Regions from separate parts of the Homo sapiens genome. Here region 2 is linked to region 1. Evidence: chromatin contacts called from ENCODE Hi-C or POLR2A ChIA-PET data. All regions are on one chromosome and are shown on one strand. The core of a region is the stretch at or near the end of the contact, and the rest is flanking DNA. Distances in the headings are between cores, read along the strand shown. Region 1 holds the start of C5AR1 (complement C5a receptor 1). Region 2 overlaps BICRA (BRD4 interacting chromatin remodeling complex associated protein).

The links. Hi-C counts contacts between places; a loop is a spot of excess contacts on that map. ChIA-PET counts read pairs that join two places held with the same protein, here RNA polymerase II (POLR2A). Pooled maps may share reads with other maps.
Region 2: a map of IMR-90 shows a loop between it and region 1 (7-fold over the local background). The contact joins the enhancer-like site here to the promoter of C5AR1 in region 1. A Hi-C loop is called at or near these places in 40 of 168 maps with a recorded cell type or tissue (A673, B cell, CD4-positive, alpha-beta T cell and 28 more), 27 of 37 single-sample maps with no recorded cell type and 43 of 50 pooled maps. POLR2A ChIA-PET finds 5 or more read pairs at or near these places in 2 of 52 experiments (AG04450 and OCI-LY7).

The regions. Positions count from the first base shown.
Region 1 is chr19:47,307,402-47,312,490 of GRCh38, reverse strand. C5AR1 (complement C5a receptor 1) reads right to left here and starts at 2,630. Exons shown (of 2, transcript NM_001736.4): 1 at 2,593-2,630. The coding sequence starts at 2,595.
Region 2 is chr19:47,695,414-47,700,502 of GRCh38, reverse strand. It overlaps BICRA (BRD4 interacting chromatin remodeling complex associated protein), which reads right to left. Exons shown (of 15, transcript NM_001394372.1): 10 at 5,029-5,089; 11 at 3,991-4,052; 12 at 1,721-1,869; 13 at 1,444-1,538; 14 at 1,098-1,200. Among named protein-coding and RNA genes, the nearest start is that of EHD2, 15 kb to the left of the region's middle. RefSeq lists enhancers at 837-1,131, 865-1,405, 1,406-1,948. Within about 2 kb of position 2,267, at least 16 of the 41 ENCODE cell types and tissues checked have a DNase peak (open chromatin) inside an H3K27ac peak, as active enhancers do; they include HCT116, OCI-LY7, dorsolateral prefrontal cortex and 3 more, where a contact is called at or near this core.

The DNA.
Region 1 (5,089 bases), core at 1,381-3,880:
AGGCACTGCTACAAGAACTTTTCATGCATTCACTCAGTCAATTCTCTCAACTAGCCTATGATGTAGATTCTAGTATTATCTTCACCTTAAAGATAAGGAGAAGGAGGCTGGGTGCGATGGCTCACGCCTGTAATCCCAGCACTTTGGGAGGCCAAGGCGGGAAGATTGCTTGGGGCCAGGAGTTCAAGACCAGCCTGGCCAACACGGTGAAACCCCGTCTCTACTAAAAATACAAAAATTAGCCAGGCATGGTGGCAGGCACCTGTAGTCCCAGCTACCTGGGAGGCTGAGGCAGGAGAATCACTTGAACCCAGGAGGTGGAGGTTACAGTGAGCTGAGATCACACCACTGCACTCTAGCCTGGGCAACAGAGCAAGACACTGTCTCAAAAAACAAAAAGATAAGGAGACAGAAGCACGGAGAGGACAGATCTCCGCAACTATTTCATAGTAGAGACAGAAGCTGAGCTCGGTTTTGGGGTTCCCCGCATCACACTAGTCCTTACTTTGTTCCCTAAGCATCTGTGCTCTCAGGCATCTGTAAACTGTTTCTGGAAGGATCCACCACAAACTGGCATCCCATGGTTGCCCCAGGTAGGGTAGGAGGCAATGAAAAGGAGTCAGAGGGCCAGGTAGGGTGGCTCATACCTGTAATCCCAGCACTTTGGGAGACCAATGTGGGTGGATCACGTGAGGTCAGGAGTTCAAGACCAGCCTGGCCAACATGGTGAAACTCCGTCTCTACTAAAAAGACAAAAAATTAGCCAGGCGTGGTGGCGCATGCCTGTAATCCCACCTAGTCGGGAGGCTGAGGCAGGAGAATTGCTTGAAGCCGCGAGGCAGAGGTTGTGGTGAGCCAAGATCGTGCCATTGCACTCCAGCCTGGGCGACAAGAGTGAAACTCTGTCTCAAAATAAAAGGAAAGAAAAGGAGTCAGAGGCTCTGGGGTAGGCAGGGAGAATGAGTTTTTTTTTTTCTATGTTTGTTTTTTGAGATGGCCCTGTTGCCAGGCTGGAGTGCAGTAGAGCAATCTCGGCTCACTGCAACCTCTGCCTCATGGGTTCAAGCGATTGTCGTGCCTCAGCCTCTCAAGTGCTGGGACTACAGGCGCCCGCTTATATGCCCAGCTAATTTTTGTAGTTTTGGTAGAGACGGAGTTTCACCATGTTGGCCAGGATGGTCTCAATCTCCTGACCTTGTGATCCGCCCGCCTCAGTCTCCCAAAGTGCTGGGATTACACGCATGAGCCACCGCGCCTGGCCGAGAATGAGTTTTTACCAAGTATCATTTGGTACTTTGGAAAATGTTTTGGAAAGAAAAAAAAAAAGAAGAAGAAGAATCAGAGAGTCCCGTTTGCCCAAGTCGGATCTCAAGGGTGGAATGCAGGAATGAAGCAACATCAGACCCCTCCCTGGTCCATCCAAACCATCTTCCGTTTCCTCTTTGACACAGATGAAGCAAGGCAATGCCTGTGTTACAGCAGGTGCTGAATCGCAGCTCTGCTGGCTCAGTGCCCAGGCCTCCAGACGCAGGGATGACAGGGACCCTCATTTAGCCTGGGGTGCATTCCTTCTGACACTCACAGAATCCATGGCATAACCTGCTTCTGCCACCAACCATGGAGGGTCCCCATCCATCTCTGCTCCTGCCTGGGCCTCAGTTTCCCCATCTCTGTCATGCAGAACATCTCAAACGACCAGGCATAATGGCCTCATGCCAGTAATCCCAGAGCTTTGGGAGACCAAGGTGGGAGGATGGCTTGAGGCCAGGAATTTGAGACCAGCCCTGACAACATAGCAAGAACCCATCTCTACAAGAATAAAAATTTTAAAAATTAGCCGGACATAGTGGTGCATGCCTGTGGTCCCAGATACTCAGGAGGCTAAAGAGGGAGGATCACTTGAGCCCAAGAGTTCAAGACTGCAGTGAGCTATGATGGTGCCACTGCACTCCAGCCTGGGCAACAGTGCAAGACCCCAAGTCGAAAAAGAAAAGAACATCTATCTGCAAGAGCATCTGAGTAACTTGACCATTCCTCCAAACTGGTTCTTTCCAGCCTCCCAACATTTTCTCTGCCATTCCCACTGCCTGGAAGGCCTGTTCTAGATTTCTTCACTTGTGGAATTCTTTAAATAAAAAAAAAAATACAGACAGGGTCTCACTATGTTGGCCAGGCTGGTCTTGAACTCCTGGCCTCAAGCAATCCTCCCGCCTTGGCACAATCCCCAATGTGCTGGGATCACAGGTGTGACCCACTGCGCTCGGCTGCTTGTGGAATTCTTAGTCACCTTACTAGACCCAACTCAAGGGTCCCCTCCCCTGGGGAATCTTCTCGGGCCCCAGCCCCACGAGGTTGCTGTTGCTCCCACAATCTTGACAATCTTATTCCCATGGCCACATCCCAGCCCTGGAGTGTGAGAGCCTGGGATGCAGGAGAGAGGGAAGGTGGGAGGTGGAAGACAGGGAGAGAGAAGGAAAGGGAGAGACAGACAGAGTTGACGGCGAGAGTTGGGGAGAGAGAAGGACCCACTGGAGCAAAGATGGGAGGGACCCAGGACAAAGTTTCCTGCTCCCATTCCCCTTCGAGACTCACCATGTTCTGGTCTCCTGGGCTCCCCGAGGATCGAAGGTCCCTCCTGCCCAAGGGCTGTGGTTTTTAAAGCCCCAAGGGAAGATGCAGGGAGGAAATGACCGTCTTTCTCTCTGGGGCTCTCATTGGTCTGCACACTGGGCACTGAGGCCAGAGCTCCCTCTGCGGGGCACACACCCAGGGGACTCTAACCACCTCCTCCCAGGCAGAGAAGGGGGGCCGGCGCTCGGAAAACCGAGGAAGCTCCTGTGCAGGCTCGGCCCCTCTCCTGGCCTTGGTTTCCCTATTTGGGGCCATCTCTTCTCTCTCATTTTTTTTTTTTTTTTTTTGATAGAGTCTTGCTGTGTCGCCCAGGCTGCAGTGGAGTGGTGCAATCTCGGCTCTCTGTAACCTCTGCCTCCTGGGTTCAAGCACTTCTCCTGCCTCAGCCTCCCGAGTAGCTGGGATTACACGTGTGTGTCACCACCCCCGGCTAATTTTTTGTATTTTTAGTAAAGACGGGGTTTCGCCATGTTGGCCAGGCTGGACTCAAACTCCTGAGCTCAGGCAATCACCCACCTCAACCTCCCAAAGTGCTAGAATTACAAGTGTGAGCCACTGCGCCCGGCCTGGAGCCATCTATCTCTTTCCTCCTAAGACGCCAGCCTTCTGGGCAAAAGCTCAGGAATGCAGTTGGCTTAAACCCCTCCCTTGGGATTCAAGAAAGCAGAGACTGTAACCTCCACTCAGCCTCCCGGCCAGGCTGATTTGAGACCCAAAGAGGCTGAGCTAGTCTGCGGAGGTAGCCCAGCATTTAAGTATATTTTACTGTTAAATCTTCCTTCTAGGGCCAGGTGCAATGGCTCACACCTATAATCCCAGCACTTTGGGAGGCTGAGGCAAATGAATCACTTGAGGTCAGGAGTTCAAGACGAGTCTGGCCAACATGGTGAAACCCTGTCTCTACTAAAAATACAAAAATTACCCAGGTGTGGTGGCAGGTGCCTGTAATCCCAGCTACTTGGGAAGCTGAGGCAGGAGAATTGCTTAAACCTGGGAGGCAGAGGTTGCAGTGAGCCAAGATTGCGCCACTGCACTCCAGCCTGGGCAACAAAGCAAGACTCTGTCTCAAAAAAAAAAAACCATCGTCACCAGCCTGGCCAATATGGTGAAACCCCATCTCTACTAAAAATACAAAAATTAGCCAGGCGTGGTGGTGGGTGCCTGTAATCTCAGCTACTCAGAAGGCTGAGGCAGGAGAATTGCTGGAACCCAGGAGGCGGAGGTTGCAGTGAGCAGAGATTGCACCATTGCACTCCAGCCCAGGCTGACAACACCAAGACTCAATCTCAAAAAAAAAAAAAAGAAAAGAAAAAGAAAAGAAAAGAAAAAAATCATCCTTCTAGGGTTATAAAGTTGGCAATAGAAAATGGAGCTACCCTGTCCCCCAACTACACAAGCCACAACCATCTCCATCTATTATTGTTACATTGTAATATATAATGAAATAATTATACAATTCAACATAATGTAGAATCAGTGGAATCCCTGAGCTTGTTTTCCTGTAACGAGATGGTCCTATCTGGGGGTGATGGGATACAGTGACAGATCATCAGGCATTAGATTCTCATAAGGAGCTTGCAACCCAGATCCCTCACATGCGCTGTTCACAACAGGGTTCATGCTCTTTTTTTTTTTTTTTTTTTTTTTGAGATGGAGTCTCACTCTCTCACCCAGGCTAGAGTGCAGTGGCACGATCTCGGCACACTGCAACCTCCGCCTCCCAGGTTCAAGCGATTCTCCTGCCTCAGCCTCCCGAGTAGCTGGGACTACAGGTGCCTACCACTGCACCCGGCTAATTTTTGTATTTTTAGTAGAGACGTGGTTTCACCATCTTGGCCAGGCTGATCTCGAACTCCTGACCTCGTGATCCACCCGCCTCAGCCTCCCAAAATGCTGGGATTACAGGCTTGAGCCACTGCGCCCGGCCTGGGTTCACGCTCTTATGAGAATGTAATTCCGCCCCTGATCTGACAGATCAGGCGGTAATATGAGCGAAGGGGCGTGGCTATAAATACAGATGAAGCTTCACTTACTCACCTGCCACTCACCTCCTGCGATGCTGCATGGTTCCTAGCAGGCCATGGACTGGTACAGGTCTGCAGCCCAGGGCTGGGGGCTAAGATACTTCCTAGAGCCTGGGGCAAGGAAGGAGCCTAGATTACCTTCCCGAGGCTGCTGTAACCAATTAGCACAAACTGCGGGCTTAACACCAGGACCGGGCGCAGTGGCTCATGCCTGCAATCCCAGCACTTTGGGAGGCTGAGGCGGGCAGATCATTGAGGTCAAGAGTTCAAGACCAGCCTGGCCAACATGGCAAAACCCCATCTCTACTAAAAATACATAAATTACCTGGGTGTGGTGGTGCATGCCTGTAGTCCCAGCTACTCGGGAGGCTGAGGCACAAGAATTACTTGAACCCGGGAGGTGGAGGTTGCAGTGAGCCAAGATGGCACCACTG
Region 2 (5,089 bases), core at 1,018-3,517, 390 kb before region 1:
ATTTATGGTCATGATTTATCTCAACTACTCTGGATACCCATCGATTTCACTCCAGAAATACTAGTGTGTTTGATCACACAGTGCTTCCCCAAACCCACTGGGGGTAAATCAGAAGACAGCATTGAGGTAGCTCATTGCCTTTCTTTTTTTTTGAGACGGAGTCTCGCTCTGTCGCCCAGGCTGGAGTGAGCTCATTGCCTTTCTAAAAGCAAAAAGATTCCAGAACATATCAGGCCCCGAGGGTGTCAGATAAGAGATTGTAAGCTGATCATCATAACCCCCACTTTACAAAATGAGAATACAGAGACACAGAGAAGGTAAGTAACTTGCCCAAGGTCACACAGTTAGTAAGTGGCAGAGCCAGGATTTAAACCAAGACTCCAGCATCGAGCCCCTAACCACGGAACTACCCTTCCTCTCCTACCCTAGAGACTTCAGACTCGCTCCTGGCCCCTCCTTCACTATGGCCACCCCTTTGCACTCATTTAAGTACCAATGACTACTTTTTCAAAATTAAGGTCCAGAGCTCGACGTAAAAAGCCTGCGCCTGGCAGCACAAAGCAGGGACCATGCTTTTATCCAGGGAAGCCCTGGAGTTGGAATGTGGGCAAAGGCTAAGGGAATATTCTGGAAACTCTGGCAGCTGGGATCTGCCTGTACCGTTTCCTGCAGACAGGAGACTAGAGTGAGGCCAGCGAGCCACCTAAGGTGCAACACTTAAGGAGGTGCTCACTCTCAGGGTCCCCAAGCAAAGGACTGGCACCCAAGAGTGGGCGTTACCTTATATATTTTGCAACCTAGGCGCCTGCTCTCCTGTTTTGTGTCCCACGGGGGTGGCAGAAATATTCCCCCCATCCCAGAGTGGTGGGGGTGGAAGGGCCACACAGGGATGGAGGAAGATGGATGTGGGCTATCTGGTCTGAGAGGCGGGAGGTCAGGGGAGGCACAGCTGCCAGCAGGAAGGTGGAGCTGGGGCACCGCCTAGTGGTGGAGTGAGGTAGGGCCACACACCCACTCCCCGCCCTGAATCTAACTCTTCTGCCCAGGTGGGGTGGGGGCACCTCTCCCTCCCCTCCCCTCTCACTCCCCCCTCTCACCCGGCTTCTCCTTGGCCAGCTGTTTATCCAAGGCAAGGGTGGTCTTCTCCTCCTGAATGAACATTCGGTCGATCATTACCATCTCCGCTGAGGGGCTCACCCTCTGGGGTGGGGGAAAAGACGACGTGCGAGTGAACCAGCAAGAAGGGGGAAGGGGCGCGAGCGACGGGGACGATGCGTGCAAGGTCCAAACTGTCCTTGTGATGGGAGCTCCCGCCTCCCTCCCAACCTCCCTCCCGGGGCTAGGAGGGGCGGGAGGCTCCACCTTGCCCAGAGCGGGTGAGGGAAAGGGGCAGTGTCCCAGCGAGGAGGAGCCCAGAGGCGAGGAAGGCGACTCTGACCCTACCCGGGACTCCTCCAGGAGCAGGAGCCGATATTTATTGAGCATGGCCTGGGTGCGTTTCAGCAGCTGCGTGGAGACCGTCTCAAACTCCTCGTCCACTGCGAGGAAGGGAAGAGAGGCAAGGGCGGAGATGTTGGGGGCGGCCGCGGATGCGCAGGAAGGAGGGCGGGGCAGGGTCAGCATAGCGCACCGTGGACCTGCGGCTCCACACTGGCGACGCCCCGCCCCACGGGCTGGGGTCCCCTGGGACATATAGGGCCGTGTCCTGGGGAGGCCTCACCTTTGTGGTAGTCACTGGGGGAGGGGAGGGCGCCCTGGTAGACATGGTAGGGCAGGAGGCGATGCAGGGCGTCCTCAAAGGAGGGGAAGGCCGTCTTGTAGTCGGGGTGCAGGACGGAGCCCTGGTGTTTGTGCAAATGCTCCAGGAAACTGCGGGTGGAAAGGGGAGAGACCACACACGGCGGAGGGTGGGGGGGACGGGTGAGGGCCAGGGGAAGTCCCTGAACCCTCAGCCCCAGGCCGCAACTGAACACAACAGCGGGAAGGGGAATACTTGGGCAGTGGTGTTCCCATGTACTGAACGTGCTTGTTCCATCTCACTGAGTCCCTGGGGCCGACCAAAGCAGTGCTATCGCTATCCCCATTTTACAGAAAGGGAAGGTGAGGTCGAGGAAGTGAAGTCACTCCTCTCCAAAGCACGTAAGGGAGGAAGAGCAGAGCGGGAAGTGAGGCCAGAGCCTGGAAGCTGCTATTCTGCCTCCTGCCACCTGGGGCCAGTGTGGCTCCACCGTGCCTCCTCCAAAGTGCAGCCTTCGGGAAGAAGGGAGGGAGGCTGGATCCTGTCTTCTCACGGGCCGCTTTTGTAGCCCATGTTACAATGGGTTTTGTCTGTTGGCAGTGTGACTGTCTCCCCCACCAGGCAGGCCCAACTCCACCCTCGGCTAAAAACCAGCAGCCTCTCTGCACTGTGGGGGCAGGGACTTTGTGTCACTTACTCCTGTGTTCCCAACATGGGGCTCAGGCCTGGGCACTGAGTGGGGACTTAATTCACACTCCTAGGCCAAGCAGAGGCTCACGCCTGCAATCCCAGCGCTTTGCGGGGCCGAGGCAGAAGGATTGTCTGAGCCCAGGAGTTCAAGGCCAGCCTGGGCAACACAGCAAGACCCTGTCTCTACAAAAATTATTTAAAAATTAGCCGAGTGTGGTGGCACGTGCCTGTAGTCCCAGCTACTCAGGAGACTGAGGTGGGAGGATCACTTGAGACTAGGAGTTTCAGACCAACCTAGGCCGGGCATGGTGGCTCACACTTGTACTCCCAGCACTTTGGGAGGCTGAGATGGGTGGGTCACCTGAGGCCAGAAGTTCAAGACCAGACTGGCCAACATAATGAAACCCCGTCTCTACTAAAAATACAAAAATTAGGCAGGTGTGGTGGCATGCACCTGTAATCTCAGCTACTCGGGAGACTGAGGTAGGAGAATCACTTGAACCCAGGAGGCAGAGGTTGCAGTGAGCCGAGATTGTACCACTGCACTCCAGCCTGGGTGACAGAATGAGACTTCGTCTCCAAAAACAAAACAAAACAAAAACAAAACCAACCAGCCTGGGCAACATAGTAAGACCTTGTCTCCACAATATATATAAAAAAAAATTTTTTTTTTTTGGGTGAGGGCATGCAGTCTTGCTCTGTCGCCTGGGCTGAAGTGCAATGGCATGATCTCGGCTCACTGCAACCTCTGCCCCCCGGACTTATATGTTTTTAAAAAAACACTCATGGTGGGCTGGGCGTGGTGGCTCACACCTGTAATCCCAGCACCTTGGGAGGCCGAGGCAGGTGGATCACTTGAGGCCAACATGGTGAAACTCCATCTCTACTAAAAATACAAAAATTAGCCGAGCATGGTGGCAGACGCCTGTGGTCACAGCTACTTGGGAGGCTGGGGCAGGAGAATCACATGAACGGGGGAGGCGGAGGTTGCAGTGAGCCAATATTGTGCCATTGCACTCTAGCCTAGGTGACAGAGTAAGATTCTGGCTCAAAGAACCCCCCCTAAAACAAAACAAAAAACCCTGGTGGTGGAAGGAGGGCAGGAGAGAGGGCAGGCAGGCATCCAGCATTTACCCATCCATCCGCCCAGACTCCCATCCATCCATCCCCAAACACCCCCCCCATCATCCTCCCAACAGCCATGTCCACCCACTCACTTCCCCCACCCATCACTTCACCCACCCAGTGGGGCTCAGCACCGACGCGGCCCAGCCGTGTGGGAGACATGGAGGGCACAGCAACAACCAGGATGGACCAAACTGCCGCCCTCCTGAGCCCCAGCCTGGCGGAGCCACAGCCCACCCTCCCTCCACCACTCTCTGGTCACCCCATTTTCCAGAGGGGGAAACTGAGGGTCTATGAGGGAACTACATCGCTACCAAGAGGTGGAGCTGGGCTTGGCACTTGGGCCTGCCCAACTCTGCTTCTGGAGGGTGGCCCCATGCTCCCCCAGGTCTCTGGAAGGTACAGGGCAGGCATGCAAGGATGGGGTGTGGACTCACCAGGCTTCCTTGCTGGGCTGAAGCGTGGGGGGCTTCTTCAGGCCACTCAGTTTGCTCTCATACTGGGAGAAGAAAGGCGAGTGAGAGGCCTTTGCCTCCAGAAGCCTTCCCTCCCCCGACCAGCTTCCCCTCTAGCCTAGGATAAAGACGGGACAGGGGACCAGTGTCTCACCCAGGTGGGGGCCTGGCCCCAGCTACAGGATCCCCTGCCCATCACAATGAACCCCAGGGGAAGACCTGGGCTGGGCTGGGGAGTGGACGGAGAGGGTGACAGGCAGGCTGGAGCCCTGGGTGTCCTCTGCCTGGGTTCCCTCCGTCCCCTCGCCCAGGGCTGCCTCTGTGTGACCTCCCTCCTCTGCCGGATGCCTGCTTCCCACATCACCGCCCAGCACCCAGTGCCCCTGCCTCGCACAGTCTCTCTCCCAGTGTGGCTCCTGTCGTTTCGCCCCCCCGCCTCCCTTCCTGGCTTCCCCTCTTGTCCTCAGCGTCTGGCCTTCATTCTGGCATCTCCATCTCTGAGCTTCTCCCGGCCTCTTGGGTCCTGGTCCTCCCACCTGCTCCTCTCCTTGTCTTCTGTCTCCCCCACGTCTTACATCTACAAGTGGCCTCGGCCTCAGCTGTCCCCACCCTCTCACCCTTTCATTCTCGGTCCCTGATCTGCTCCGTCTCCGGTCTGTCTCATCTAAACCCGCCTTTCCTGTCCTGAGCTCACATCTTGTCATCTCAGCCCTGTCCTTCCCGTCCTGTGTCCATATCACCTGCTCTTTCCCCAGTCATAGTCCCTTACACTGTTGCCAGTAGTCTTGGTGCCGTCTCCGTCCCACCGTCTCCGTGTTTCTCCCTCATCTCTGGCTGCCTGTCTGGGTGTCATTCTGCCCTTCCTGTCCCTGCACGGCTGTTCGTGGTGTCTCAGCTGCCTGATGGTCCCAGCTTCATCCTGTCCGCGTCTTCCAGTGTCTCCCTGCCCCTGCCAGCCCCAGTTCCCAGTTCCCGAAGACTCCTGGTCCTGTCCTGACCCCTGCTCTAAGGGCCCCTTACCTGCAGCCCGGAGGGCTTCCCTGGCCCGGAGGAAGCGGCCTTGGCCACATTCAGGGTCGGG